3 separate regions of the Mus musculus genome follow, and regions 1 and 3 are each linked to region 2. The links are chromatin loops, found by intact Hi-C in ENCODE. Cell type or tissue: heart. All regions are shown on one strand. Each heading gives the region's core, and the rest is flanking DNA. Links, peaks and the distances in the headings are about the cores only. Region 1 holds the start of Fancc (Fanconi anemia, complementation group C). Region 2 has its middle 15 kb from the start of Gm30709. Region 3 has its middle 63 kb from the start of Gm30950.

Evidence for each region. Peaks named below come from ENCODE experiments on the same cell type or tissue, not always from the same donor. Only the 100,000 strongest peaks of a DNase experiment are listed, where the experiment ranks them.
Region 1: a loop joins it to region 2, with 2.6 times the contacts of the local background. A loop is called at or near these places in 2 of 42 quality-filtered maps.
Region 3: a loop joins it to region 2, with 2.7 times the contacts of the local background. A loop is called at or near these places in 2 of 42 quality-filtered maps.

Annotation. Positions count from the first base shown.
Region 1 is chr13:63,431,734-63,434,233 of GRCm38, reverse strand. Fancc (Fanconi anemia, complementation group C) reads left to right here and starts at 2,489. Exons shown (of 15, transcript NM_007985.3): 1 at 2,489-2,500. In heart, for the core only: a CTCF peak has its summit at 1,249 (motif pointing right); no DNase peak of the experiment used is centred there; H3K4me3 peaks cover 602 bases; H3K27ac peaks cover 704 bases.
Region 2 is chr13:63,639,650-63,645,689 of GRCm38, reverse strand. No RefSeq gene overlaps it. Among named protein-coding and RNA genes, the nearest start is that of Gm30709, 15 kb to the right of the region's middle. In heart, for the core only: no CTCF peak of the experiment used is centred there; DNase peaks (open chromatin) are centred at 2,119, 2,869 and 3,669; H3K27ac peaks cover 1,981 bases.
Region 3 is chr13:63,987,328-63,993,367 of GRCm38, reverse strand. No RefSeq gene overlaps it. Among named protein-coding and RNA genes, the nearest start is that of Gm30950, 63 kb to the right of the region's middle. In heart, for the core only: a CTCF peak has its summit at 2,806; no DNase peak of the experiment used is centred there; H3K27ac peaks cover 597 bases.

The DNA.
Region 1 (2,500 bases), core at 1-2,500, 210 kb after region 2:
TGCTCATTTGAAACTGTAACTTATTACTTTCTGCAGGCAATAAAAACGTGCTAAATTAGTTACAACACACCAGGATTGGGATGTACGCTCTAAATAAGAATGCATGCGTTTACTGACCTAAATAAAACTGGGCTAAAATTGGTTGCACATTCTCCTAAAAGAGTATACATGTCATTCATTGCTCAATGGGGGAAAACCACAGATTTTTGTTTTCTGGAATCTTGTTAGAGATTCCACAAGGCTAGGGTTGTTCCTCTGATCTTCAGCCTTCACATGTTTTTAGTAAGGAGATAGGTTACCTGTCTTTATAATTTCAGGCCCCAATAGCCCCACCAATTTTAAAATGTCATTTGCTGTTCTTGGCTATTCTCATGTAACAACCATGTACTCACTGATGGTCTCTGCAGGAAAAGCAACTATACATTAGCCCGAGGATGGTTCCTTTCTCTAGACCAAGCTTAAGGCAAAGGACAAGAATCTTCATTAATTACGGAAATCTGACTTTATTACAGTGCTTCATCTTAGTCCTGTGACAAGTCACAGGGGCTTAAAATAATGTTCATTTTGACAAAATAAAAACTTATTTTTCTTTCCTGTTTAGCCAAAGCAGGTAGCTTGTGTGATTACTGGCATCTAGGTACTAAAACAAAGCTAGAAGGTTGAGCTTTCCTTCCTCCAAAGTAGGAAGGGTTTTCTAAACTTCTCCTAAAACAGGTTCTTGTGAGGAGAGTCATGGTGCTTTCCCTATGGCTGGCTTTCATTGGACAGCTAACTTACAAAGTAGGACTGGCCAGACTCCTAACACCCAGAGACACAAAGAGTTGTCTGACTCCAGGTAGCTTTTTTTCATATATATATATATATATGTGTGTGTGTGTGTGTGTGTGTGTGTATACACAAATATGAGTACCAAAATGGTTACTTTCACTCTAAAAGACAAGAAACAAACCTAGTTCCACATTGTTTTTGCTGGTAAATACAAAGACTAACAAACAAAAATCTTAAAATTTGTCACTATATGGCTTTTTCAGGGCTAAGGTGTCATTCACACTTGTCTCACTAAACGTGCTATTTTTTTTTGACTAAAATGACATATTAAAAGGCTTGATGCCACTTGATCCCATAAAGCAGGGCATGTTACTTTGGGATCAGGTTCCCCTGGGGTCTCCCTTTAAATTTTGATGTTGTTATTTTGTGTGTGTGGATATTATGACTTATTAATGTTTGTGCAGTGTGGTGCCGAAGGAGGCCAGAAGAGGGCATCAGATCCCTTGGACAGGGGTTACTAATAATTGTGAGCTGCCATGTGGATGCTGTGACTCAAACTCAGGTTCTCTGGAAGAGCAGCCAGTGCTCTTAATGGCTAAGCTATCTGTTACACCGCTCCCTTAATTAAAGCATACAGGTAATCTAATTCAGCAGTTGTTTTTCTACAACCCAATGTCTTTCGGCTAGTCTTTATTCTTCTCTTTCAAATTCAATTTACAATAAACAGAAAGATCGTGGATTAAAGGAGTGTGCTAGGGCTAAGCCACACGTGTAGAGATAGTTTTTTCTAGTATACAACCTCGGGATTCACAGTATGATCAAATATCCTGCAACAGAGTATTTAAATAAGAGCTATTTATTACAGGCATATATTCCTCCCTACATGTTATTTTTAAGGCACTAAGTTGTGGTCTTATTACAACGAATGGTTCTTAGGCACTAATTAAAAAAAAAAATTTAAGCCGGGCGTGGTGGCACACGCCTTTAATCCCAGCACTCGGGAGGCAGAGGCAGAGGCAGAGGCAGGCAGATTTCTGAGTTGGAGGCCAGCCTGGTCTACAAAGTGAGTTCCAGGACAGCCAGGGCTATACAGAGAAACCCTGTCTCGAAACAAACAAACAAACCAAAAAAATCTAAAAGTTTAAGGTTATCCTGACTCTTCCCCAATTCAAACATCTGTAAATAACCATGCAGATCTAAATTTGAAAATCTTTAAGAAAGGGCTGGCAAGATGGCTCGCTCATCAGGTAAAAGCTCCTACCACCAAGTTGAAGACTGGGTACCTGCATTAGTGAGAGAACTGATTCCCACAAACTGACCTCTAGGTTCACCTGGCATGCACACAAATGTAATGTTAAAAATTCAAGAATAAAAGATAAGCCATGTCTCACTTGACAAGAAGTTTCCACTTATGTGGCGTAAATGCAACTTTGAACCGATTTGAACCTGAACTAAGCAGTACATGGGCCTGACTAGGGATTGGAGCGATCACTAACCACAGACAAAACTCGTTTGTGGTTGGGCCCAGCAGGCTTGAACCCTATGTGGAGTTTGACCTATCTGGCAACTCCCGTCTCTCAAGAACCACATTCCAGGGCTCTCTCTTCTCTAAAGCCCTCACTCGGCGCCGCGAGTTAGCTATAGCCCGTAGTCGCCCACTTCCTCCAGGAGAGATTCAGATCTTCCCATCATGCCGCGGGAGCGCGCTGGGCCCCAGAGTGCACTGCGCGTG
Region 2 (6,040 bases), core at 1,927-4,426:
CCTTTTTGTAGCTAGCCAAGGGTATATACAATTGGATTCCTTTTGCTGTGATCGAATTCCGGAGGCAAACAAGACATTTGTTTTAGATCACAGTTTCAGAAGCATCAGCCCATGAGCTCTCAGCTCCAGTGTTCTGGGCCTGTGGCAAGGCAGATCATCACATAGGGAGGGCACAGCACAGGAAAACTGGCTGCCTCAGGGAAGCCCAGGGGAGGGAACAAGAGCCAGGAATAAATTGTACTCTTGAAGGGCAGGGTTCCAGCTACCTACTTCCTTTCAAGTTTCTTCCACCTCCCAACAACTTTTTAAGTTGTAAATCCCTCTTAGATGAAATCTCAGTGCCAGGCATGGGATACATTCGTACATGTTATTGGTCATAGAAACTACATATGACACCCCCAGCAAAACAGAGGGTATTGCTATTGCTCATGGCTACCCTCCAGGACTAGATGGTAAAACCCTATTGCTGAAGACATGGCACACTTTGGTTGCGTGATATGGAGAAATCAAGCTAGAATTGACCTCAGAACTTTCTCTGTGCTGGCTAGCTTTCATAGTGTTGAAAGTTCAGCCACTGTGAGAGAAAAGCCATCAATGCTACAAACCCTCTATGCTAAATACTGGCCTGGTGGGAAAGATTTGCTCACTGGTGTAAGGAGCGCCACAAAGGTTATGGTGGTAAGCAAACACTTTTGGATTCTATTTGAGGCCTGTTCCACAGGAAGGAATCCATGCCCATTACTAAGGCCTGGTCAAAATCTGGCTCAGGTGGTCTTAGGTCCTAGGAATGGGGAACCAGCTACTGCTATCATGCTAAATGGTGATTGTCAAGCTCCTTTCTAAACATCTTTGTTTACCCATAGACGAGTGAAAACGAAGCTCAACCTTGGCCAAAGAAGCTTCTCTCTGTAGTGGTTGTCAGTTAATTCAGGAACTCGTAAGTAGTAAAAGTGCTGGCAATAAGCAACTGTGGAGTGTTCAGCCTTAAATGAGACATTCATATCAACAAATGCGCGCATGCACGCACACACACACAAGGACTCAGGGAAAACCAGAGAAGAGCGATTGGAAGAAGTATCAAATCAGGGAAATAGGGGAAGAGAGCTGTGAAATCTCATCTTCAGGACATGACATAGCCATTGCTTTCATGAACTCATTGCAGCCATGGCTACCTGCCCAAGAGCAGGCTGGAAAGATGAGTCAACACCCTAACAGGCAGCACCAACGGAACCCAGTGGGTTATTTAAAAAGAGAAAAAGTGGAGGAGGGAGGAGCTGGAGAGAAAGGGCACATGTCCACTACCTAGTGGGGCAGAGGAAGAGAGAGTCAGAATGAGTATGATCAAGACACATTGTTTACATGTATAGAATTGTCAGAGTAAGTAAAAGATATTCTATTTATTTATAAGTCCTTAAGTGAATTAGTTCATTCATGAGGTCAGAGCCTTCATGATCTTATTACCTACCCAAAGAGCCCCTGCCTCTGAACACTGCTTCATTTGAGATCAAGCCTCAACATATGAACTTTGGTGAGACCATATCTGAAGACGAAGAAGAAAAGGGAGTCAGGGAGGGGTAGAAAGAGCAGGAAGACATAGAGGAGAGGAAGGCTGTTCCACATTTAACACAAAAGCAGAGAGAGACACATAACATTTGCCTGCCCCTGATCTTCGTATTCCATGGAGGGCTTGGAAAGAGCTCGTTCTCACTCAATCCCAAGCTCCCTTCTCACTCAGTCAGGCTTTCTGGATGAACTTCTTATCCTCAGTGGTTTGACCTCATGGTTCGTTCACCAGTTTAGGAAGGTAAGATCTTTATTTTCTGTTCTTTTGGTGAGAGCAGAATTAACTTGGGAGGTTGGGAGAAAGCATTAACTTTAGTCCTGCTGCCCACCCTTCTGTCTGGACTGAGTGGGAACAGAGACTCTGTAGAGTGGTCCTGGCCTAGGTTGGGAAACTGTGGCATGTCCCACCTCTGGATCCTCTTCCACACGAAATGCCTAGAAGGGAGAATCTAGTTAGCCTCACTTTTGGTAATGTTCCAATGCCTTGGCCAGGGAGAGTGGGGCACCTTGATTGACAGTCTAGCACAAGGGTGAGCTAATTCCCTGGAATGCAGGGAACAGCAATGAGGTAATTTCCTGGAAAGGAAATGGGGTGCTATTAGCATGAATGGGGAACTGCAAAGTCAACAACAGCTCACTCCAGCTCCTCCCCAAGTCCATTTATGTGATTTTAACCTAAGACTTCTGGAGACAGATGCCTTTATTCAAAGGACTGACGTCCATGGGAAGGCAGAAAAATATCCTTTCAGATCATGGAGAGAAATGGCCATTAAACAGCCAGGCACTAGATCTTTAGACTCCTGTTGCACCAAAGAGAGGTAGAGAAGAAAGTCACCCAACCTGCACAAAGGAACTCTGTCTTAAGTCAGGTCTCCTGCCTGGGGGCATCTCTCCACCATCCTCCTGGGGGCTCCCGGGAGCTCCCGGGAGGACCCTAACTACCACTGGAGTTATTTCTTAAAGTGCACAGCCTCCAAATTTGGAGTGTGGGGTGGCAGGAAGTGCCAATAGACTAACTCTTCCTGCTAGGACAGGAGAGCAAGTGAGGCATCCAAGCAGGAATGGAAGAGGGAAAAGAACACCAGGAAAGGGTTTTCAAAGGTGAAAATATTTTTCTGAAACTATGTCTGTGTGCAGTAGGTGTTGATATCTTCAGCTGGAGCTGGGAATGTTTTTTTTTTTTTTTTTTTTTTTTAAACAGGAAAAAGGAAATGCAGGGGTGTGGAGCAGCCAGCAGCAGAGGAAGTTCCCAGGCGACTTGTCATGGTGCAATTTATAGACCTGAGTCTCAGCAGGGCTGGAGTGGGCTGGAATGACTGTGATTTGTTGGTGGTGGAACCTGGCACTTGGCAGCAGGCCATGCTGACTTAGCCTTGTTGCACGTGTGCTGCCAGGAACCACAGCGCGCAGCCCTAACTGGGCAGCTAAAAGGAGAGCAGCAGAAAGCAAGTGCGCTCATCCTAAAGGGAAATAGGAGCAGAACACTAGAAGGAATGGCAAATGCCATCATGGGACAGTGAGGTGGCACAGCAGGAAAAAACAAAACAAAACAAAACAAAAACAAAAACAAAATGCCTGCCCCAAACCCTTCGACCTGAGTTCGATCCCTGGAACCCACAAAGGGAAGGAGAGAGAACCAACTGACAAAAGTTATCCTCTGACCTCTACACAAGTGCTGTGCCTTACACACACACACACACACACACACGCACACATACAAATTAGTTAATATAATTAAAAATTTTAATTAAAAAAGATTGTGAGGAAGGAGAGCAGACCATGAAAGGCTTATGGTCCCTCTGTTATTGGACTTGGCAGTAATTGAACTTTTCTTTTCACCCCCAAAACCCACAGACACTGAAAGGGAGTCTGTCAAAAGAGGATAGGGTCCGTCTTAGCTTATGTCCTCTATGCTGAGAAATGGATAGATGGACTTTAAAGAACAGAAGCAAATCACTCGTCTCCCATTGCTGTCTCTGAACACTCCACCCCCACCTCCAGAGTAACAGAGACCAGGAACAGCCAGCCGAGGCCTCCAGCGAGAGCCAATTAGGCAGTAAGGCATGACCGTCAACACAGCATCCTGCAGGCCAGGACCACAGCAGTGTTTACAGAGCACGGCACCGACGCGGGAGCTAACAGCCCACATGCATGGTCCATCTGCACAAGCTGGAAAAAGTAACCATTTCAACCCGAGCTAAACCACTGTGCCTCTAAACATTCTGCGCAGACCCCTTCCAGAAACCCCACACATCTGTATACACATCTCAAGATAAACACACACACAGGCAGACTCCCCACAGAACCAGGGGAGGCCCCTCTGAAGCTCTGCGGGTGGACGCTGCCCACCCCACACAGGCTCCAGTTGTGGAATTTTCAGCCAGTAGAACCCCTCATAGAATCATACCTGACTTGTGGCTCCTCAAGCCACACATAAACAATTCTGAGGTCTACAGCACAAGCTCACTTCTTCCAGAGGCATCCACAAACTTCTGAACTCAGCTGAGAGGGAAAAGGCCCGACTTCACTTCAAGCTCACTGGAAAGCTTCTCTCCAAGACTTGGCACTGGACTCACTCTTAACTTTGCCAAGGTTACCTTCTGCCATGGCAGCAAAAGACAAACACTACCCATCCCCCAATTCATTTATCTGTTTGTTAATTGAGACAGAATTTCATGTATTGCAGGTTAGTTTCGAACACACAGTATAGGCATTCTTGGCGTGAACTCCTGATCCTCTTGCCTCCACCTTCCAAGAGCTGACATTGTAGGTGTGTGCCTCCACATCCATCTTTTCACAGCGTAAGATGTAAATGCCAACTGTGAACTCTGTGCCAACTGAGCTGTAGCTCCAGCCCAAGGTCTCCACATATACTCAATCTGGTCTTGAACTCACCATGTAGCCCAGGTTAGGCTCACACTGTCCATCCTCCTGCTTCAGTTTGCTGAGTACTAGGGTTATAGGTTTCAAGTACCATGCTAGGCTGACTATGATCTCTGTGAGCTTATTCTTGTCCATTTTCCAGTGGTAAATGATAGATAGATAGATAGATAGATAGATAGATAGATAGATAGATAGATAGATGGATTAATACAGTGATAGGTAGATAGGTAGATAGACAGACAGACAGACAGACAGACAGACAGACAGACAGACAGACAGATAGATAGGCAGGCAGGCAGACAGACAGACAGACAGACAGACAGACCGACAGACAGATGATTGATAGATACAGAAATAGATACAATCATAGAAGATTAATAGATAAGTGGTAAATGACAGATAGATTGATTAATACAGTGATAGGTAGATAGATAGATAGATAGATAGATAGATAGATAGATAGATAGATAGATAGATAGAGATAATAGAGTGATAGATAGAAACAGTGATAAATAGATAGACAGATAGAGTGATTGAGAAATAGAGTGATAGACAGACAGACAGATTGATCTTATGTGTATGCACACACACACCCATCACACTCACACTGTGGCATTTGTGTAGATAGGATGACAGGTTTTTCAGGAGACAGATCTCTCTTCCATCTTGTCTTGAGTCATTGCCTCTCTTGTTTCTGCCACTGTGCTACATAGTCTAGACTGTCTGGCCCATGAGTTGCCAACCTGTTGTCTCCATCTCCCATCTTGCCATGGCACTGCTGGGATTACAGGTGCCCACCACCGCATCTACCTTATCATGTAGGTGCTGGGGCTTGTACAGCAAACACTTTTACCCACTGACCCACTCCAGCCCTACTCTTGTCCACTTTTCAACTCCAGTCTTGTCGTGATGACTTCCACAGATCACAGAAACAGAAAATGCCAGCCTGAGCCCCAGAACACTAGGAGCAAATAGTCTACCCTGTCCTCATTGCACACTGTGGCTCTAATACTGCAATTGCAGGCAAGGGAAGGGAATGGGGAAGGCCAGCTAATTGAGTACAGAGCTGACTTGTGGAAATGCTGCTCTGCTTTGGCCAACAGGGGAAGAGAGCAGAGAGTAATGCTCAGAGACATTTCCAGTAGTCAGAAAAGTCAGGTCATCATAAAGCTGATGAAGTCCACTGTCTCAGTTTTCCACTTAGGCGTTACAGGAGTAGCTGCTGCATTCACAGGTTCAAAGTCATGGTGATGGGTGGGTTAGCGACTATGCCAGCAGCTGGCCTTGGCCCTAGAGTATCAGCTTTCCTGAGGTGGAAGCTAGCAAGAACCACCCCTCCCTGCCCCCGGCAGCCACCCACTTTTTTCCATCTGTCAAAATATAGCACGGATATAACACACCTATCACCTCCTGTCTAAGCTCCACCCACCTAACAAACCCCATAACCTCCCTTCAGCCCCAAGAGCAGTGGTTCCTAACAGTTTTAGCTTATGTGGCCCCTAAAAATGATTTGAAAATTCGTGTGTGTCCTTAAGATGGATGACATTTTTTCTGACATTTATTTTTTTAAAAGAATGACTTTAATTGTAAGTTT
Region 3 (6,040 bases), core at 1,367-3,866, 350 kb before region 2:
GGTCTAGCAGCCAAAAGAGAGAATAGGGTTCTGGCTAATTCCCAAATGAAACAGAAATGTACCATATAAAAATAAATAAGTTAGTCCTGGGCCATGAGCCATGTTTGAAGCAAAATAATATAAGCAATCAAATGCTCACTGTCTCTGGTTCTCTCAGGCTTCCAAACATGGAAGTTCTGCTGTGGAGGAGGACAGTGGTTGCACAATGCTGACCACGTGGTTGGAAGGTAGGCTCAGAGCTGGAAAAAAACAGATGATCTGAACTCAATCTGTTCAACCCTGGCATTTCCCCCTCCATTGGCTATGAGGGATGAGGGCTGGAAAAAGCATCCTAATGAGGTCATCTATGAGCCCTTCTATTTGCTCAATATGCCTCCAAAAGATACATCAACTCTAGAGGGGAATGCATATGTAACCATGTAGACAGACACCTGGCCTCAATCTGAGACTGATTCGCTAGGTTTGAGTCAAACCCTAGAGTATCCCTGACGGGTTTCTAGGAGATGTTGATGCTGGTGTGTGGACCACACCTGAGTCGTGTGGTTCTCATGTTTCTACCTGGCATTCCTGTTACATTACTTAATTGGAGTGGCTGGATTCTAGAGTTTCGTATGTGTGTATGTGTGTGTCTGTGTGCACATATAAGGGGAGATGCACGTATATATAGAACGTGTACATGTGGAGACTAGAGATCGATGCTGGTGTTCTCCCTTATTACTCCCTACCTTAGCTTTGGGATCACGGTCTCTCGCTGTTTCAGGTAGGCTGACTGTGGGAATCTGCTTGTCTCCATCTCCCCAGGCACTGGGATTACAGATGCATGCTGCCCCATCAGGTTTGTATGTCAGTGTTGGGGATCTAAACTCGGGTCTTCAAGTTTGTGCTTTAGTTTATCTACTGTCCTAGCCAGGGTTACTACTGCTGTGATAAAATACCATGGGCAAAAGCAACATGGGGAGGAAAGAGTTTGTATGGGCTGGGCCCTCTTCCATGAATCACTAATTAAGAAAATGTCCTGTAGGCTTGCCTATAACCCGATCTTACGGAGATATTTTCTCAACTGAGAATCCCTCCCCTCTGATGTCTCTAGTCTGTGTCAAGTTAATGTTGAACAGGCCAGTACACCTACTTAGCCATTCCCCCTGTTGCTGGAGTAGCTGGATTCTGAGGCCAGGCTCCCACCAAATCACAGTAGTCACGTATCACATCAGCTGAGGTACGACTTGACCTCAGAATCTTTCCTGGCACCGTCCTCTTGGCTAGAGCTGACACACAGTGAACCTTGTCATCTTTGAGTTGGTGGGACCAAAACCCCTAGATTTGACCATAGATGGGCTACTAACTAGGCAGGGACACCTGGCTGTGGATTTTATCCATCTGAGTTTCTGCCCTGTTATGAGAAGGCTAGGTGAGGTCAGTAGTCGTCGGTGGAACAAGCCTTAGAAACGTCATACTAGTCTGCTTGGCTTGCCATAACAAAATGCACGAACACAAAGAATTTAGTTCCCACAGTTCTAGAAAGTGGGAGGTCCAAGGCCAAGGTGCTGGCCAGCGTTCTTCTTGGTGAGAGCCCTCTTCATGGCTTGCAGATGTCTGGCTTCTCACTGTACTAGTCCGGAGACTGGAAGTCCCAGCCCAACCCAACCACAGGTCTAGTCATGTGTCTAGTGCCTTTATATGGAAGGGCACTAATCCCATCATGGAGTCTCCTTCTTGTGACCTACCTCTAAGTATCATTATCACTGCATACTGGGTTAGGGCTCATCACATGTATAGATACCTATTGGCTTTTTTTTTTTTTTTTTTTGCTTTGCTTTGCTTTGCTTTGCTTTGCTTTGTTTTTCAAGACAGGGTTTCTCAGTTTCTCTGTGTAGCCCTGCCTGACCTGGAACTGGCTATGTAGAGAGGGCTAGCCTGAAACTCAGAGATCTGCCTGCCTCTGCCTCCTGAGAACTGAGATTAAAAGAGTATACTGCCACACCTAGCTTATTTGGCTTTTGAAACACAGATGTCTAGGGTCTTCCTTCAGAGACTCTGGTTGGTTCTGCACAGGATCGAGGTGTTCTGTTTCTTGAGTTGTTGGGGGCGAAGATTGATGGCAGGGCTCCTGCTCAGTGAGGGACTGCTTGTGCCTCCAGACTGACGGACCTCTGCCTATCTCTGTGGAACCACTTAGCCTACCTCTCTCTATAACAACTTGTTCTGGACCCAAAGCTCAGGGAGGGGCTTGGGGTTTATTAGCATGTGTGCCCAAACCCAGCATCGAAAGCCAGGCACACAGTAGGCACATCATCAGTGCTTATTGAGGCTCTTACCTTTTAATTTTTCAAAGGTCTTTGAAACATTCAAAATCATCTTTAGGGAGCTTGAGAAGGATCCGTGGGACATGATTGAGGGGAGAGCGGTCCAGCTGATCTGTTTTCACTGTCCAGCAGGCTTCAACAACAGCAGGGACATTTACATTTCCCTCGGCTCTCTGAGCAGCAGAAAGCAAAACAGTTTGCGCTGTGACCAGAAAACGAATATAAACAAGAACAAAGAGCAGAGGCGGCCTTTGAGCACTCCAGCCAGCTGCTTCCTCCATCCTTCCACTGCAGAGCTGGTGAAGGGAGGGGAGACAGAGTTCTTTAGGACTTCACAACCCAGGGGAAGTGGGACACCTTCCTCCCAACCCCGGGGAAGAGTAAGGAAGGCAGGAAAGGGAAGGTGCCGTGGGAGAGTTGGGGCTACACAGAAGGAAGGAAAAAAAAAAGTATTAGGGATGGTGTGGAGCAAATAGGGAAAAATCCCTAGACAAGTCATGAGATGTCGCTACTAACCTGTCAGAGCAGCTGAAACAGAAAGTGGAGACAGACTCAAAACTCTGGCAAGGATGGGAGAAGCCGGATTCTCCTCACAGGTTCCTAGTCCAGGGGGCTCCAGGCTTGCTGACCATTCCGTTTATAATTTTTTTATGTTAGGATTGCACAAGATGGAGCTGTATTCAGTAGAACCATGCCTTGATTTAAAAAAAAAATTAATTCTTAAAAAAAAAAAAAAGGCAAGGGCTTATGTAGCCCAGGCTTAGCTTGAGCTCACCATGCGAGGATAACATTGAACTGCTGATCCTCCCACCTTCACCTCCTGAGTTCTGGACTCAATGTATTCCATTTTATGACGTTCCATGGGTCAAGCACTGAGTTTCTTGCATACTAGGTGGGCACTCTATCAACATGAGCTACACATCCAACCCTGACTTTGTTTATTTAGAGGTAGCATCTCATTTTGTAGCCCTGGCTGGCCTTTAACTCGATATGTAGACCAGGCTGGAGTCCAAGTCACAGAGATACAGACACCTGCCTTTGCCTTCTGAGTGCTGGGATAAAAGGCAAGGGCTATCACACTTGCCCTGACCCTGACTTTTGACTTTTCCATGAGCTAGTACCATGTGAACCAGCGAGCTGGCAAGCTTCCTGTAGTGCACTGTACTTCTGCTGCTCAGTCAGGTGACCTCTGTTGCATTTAGCATTCTGTCTGTCTTGCATGCTGCTTCTGTGTCCTTACCAACACAGTATCTGGGAGGAGACTGTTGGGTTTTTGTTTGTTTGTTTGTTTGTTTGTTTGTTTTTGTTTTTTGTTTTTTTTTTGAGACAGGGTTTCTCTGTATAGCCCCTGCTGTCCTGGAACTCACTTTGTAGACCAGGCTGGCCTCGAACTCAGAAATCCGCCTGCCTCTGCCTCCCGTGTGCTGGGATTAAAGGCGTGTGCCACCATGCCTGGCGAGCCTGGCGTTTCTTTGTCCTTCCCTTTTCTTACTAGCTAACCTAAAGCAGTTTCTCAAGAGTCTTGTGTTTTTGGCGTGCATGTCTGTAATGATTTTGTATTGAAAATGTATTGTATTGTCCTCTCTTGCCTTTGTTAGCCACTTGTGAATATTAAGTTTGAAGGAATGTCTATTCAAACCCTTTGTGTATGAAGTTTCCTCTGAAAGTTAGGCCTAGAATTACCATATGATCCAGAAATGTGGGAAGAACTTAGTTCATTGCCTAGAGCCAATACAAAAGGACAGATAAGGTGGTTTTGAGCTCAGAATCTCAGACCTGAGGAGGCAGAGACTATCAGATCCAGTCCAGGGGAACCTGGGCCGGCCAGCTTAGCCTAAGACCTATGAGAGACCTTTTCTTAAAATAAGTTCCTGAGGAATCACATTCAAGGTTGTCTTCTGGTCTCCATAGTTACATATACATATATGTATCTATATCCCCTCCATATATGCCTGTACACATACACACACACATGAACATATTAATTATTTAATTGGTAGATAGATAAAAATGACTATTGAACAAAGTTTCTGAAAGATGGAGACACTAAATATTCACGTTCCTGAGAGCTTCCCACTCTAAGAGTGGTGCACAGTAGGGTGAAACTGAAGATTCGTGCTTCATGACTTCAGAGATGTTAAGAATGAAAATGTCACCAGTGGGTCATAACCAGGAGTGTTAGTCCTTATGAACTACAGCCTGCATCTTTCATAGCAGCAAAATCACACCCAGGAAGTCAGACATTGATTTAAGAACCTGCAGACTTGGAACTGGGATTAGAACCCAGACCTAAGTTTCTACTTCTTTGTTCTCTTAATACAACTGTGATGGAATGATTTTATTGTAGGACATATTGCACGTAGAAATGATACGTACCAGTTGTATCTTTCCACCTGTGGTCAAAGCACACACATTCATGGTAAATATAACCTCGAACATTCAAATGAGCAGGTCTGAGGATGTAAATATTTTCATGTAGGATGAACAGAGATGTAGATGACTTCGGTATGGAATAAACAGAGACCACCCAAGGAGAGCAAGCAAAGGCTATTTATTCTAAGTTTGCTACAGGGAGGGAGTAGGCCACCAGGGCTTGCATTTGGCAGCTACTCAAAGGCCAGCAGAGAAGTGGAGAAAGTTTACAGTGGAAATGGGGGAGGTTCCAGGTGCTCAGGAGTATAGGCTGCTGGTGATGGGTTGGGAGCCCGCCTGGCTTTCTCTAACTACTCCAAAGCTGGAAGTGAGGGCAAAGTGAGGAAACTTGTCAGTTAGTAACTCAAATCCAGCTGATTTGGGACCGATTGTTACAGAGGTTGTTACTGGAGACAGGGTCTGACTTCCTACAAGTCTGGCTTTCTGGGATGGCTTCTGTAGGCTGTGGACTGGCATCCTGGGCCAGTTACTGCAGACCAGATCCAGCCTCTGTGCTTATTCCTAAGAAAAATGTGCCTACATGTCTCTTTCACTTGCTCTCTACACGTCCCAAGGCCCAGACAGAAAGGAAGTCTGTGCCTGGGTTCCTATCTTCTGTGACATATTCCCTGCCATGCATGGGAAGTATCTCCACAGCCTTCCTTAAGCTCCCACGCCCCCATTCTCTCAATGTTCTGTTTTAAGAGTCAGTTCGGGAAAGGCCTTTCTAGTGTCTTCCTCAATCTCTCAAACCTAGTGTTTGTGGAGGTCTTTTGTTCTCTTGATTGGGTTTATTCCCAGGTGTTTGATTTTATTTATTTTTGTGGCTATTGTGAATGACATTTCCACACCCCTCTCCCGTATTTCTTTTTCATTGTGTTTGAAAAGAGTGTATAAAAAGGCTACTGACATGAGTGTTAATTTCCTTCCACTTTGTTGAAAGTGTTTATCAGCGCTAAAAGTTTGCTGATGGAGTCACTAGGGTCTTATGACAGACTCCTGTCATCTGCAGATGAGAACATTTGGCTTCTTTCCTGCTTGTATCAGTTTTGGAACAGTTTTTAACTGTTCCAGTTAAGACTTCAGACACTACATTGAATACGAGTGGAGCCAGTATTCACTCTTGTCCTGTTCCTGACCTTAAGGGGAAAGCTTTGAGTTTTTCTCTGTCTAGCATGATGTTGGCTGTAGGTTTCTTGTATATAGCCTTTATTATATTGAATGTGCTCCTCTGTCCCTTGTCTCTATGACTTTTATAATGGAGAGGTGTGCCGGTTTGGCCCTCTCAGCTGTCATTCAGCTCCTATTGAACCATGCCTGCCATA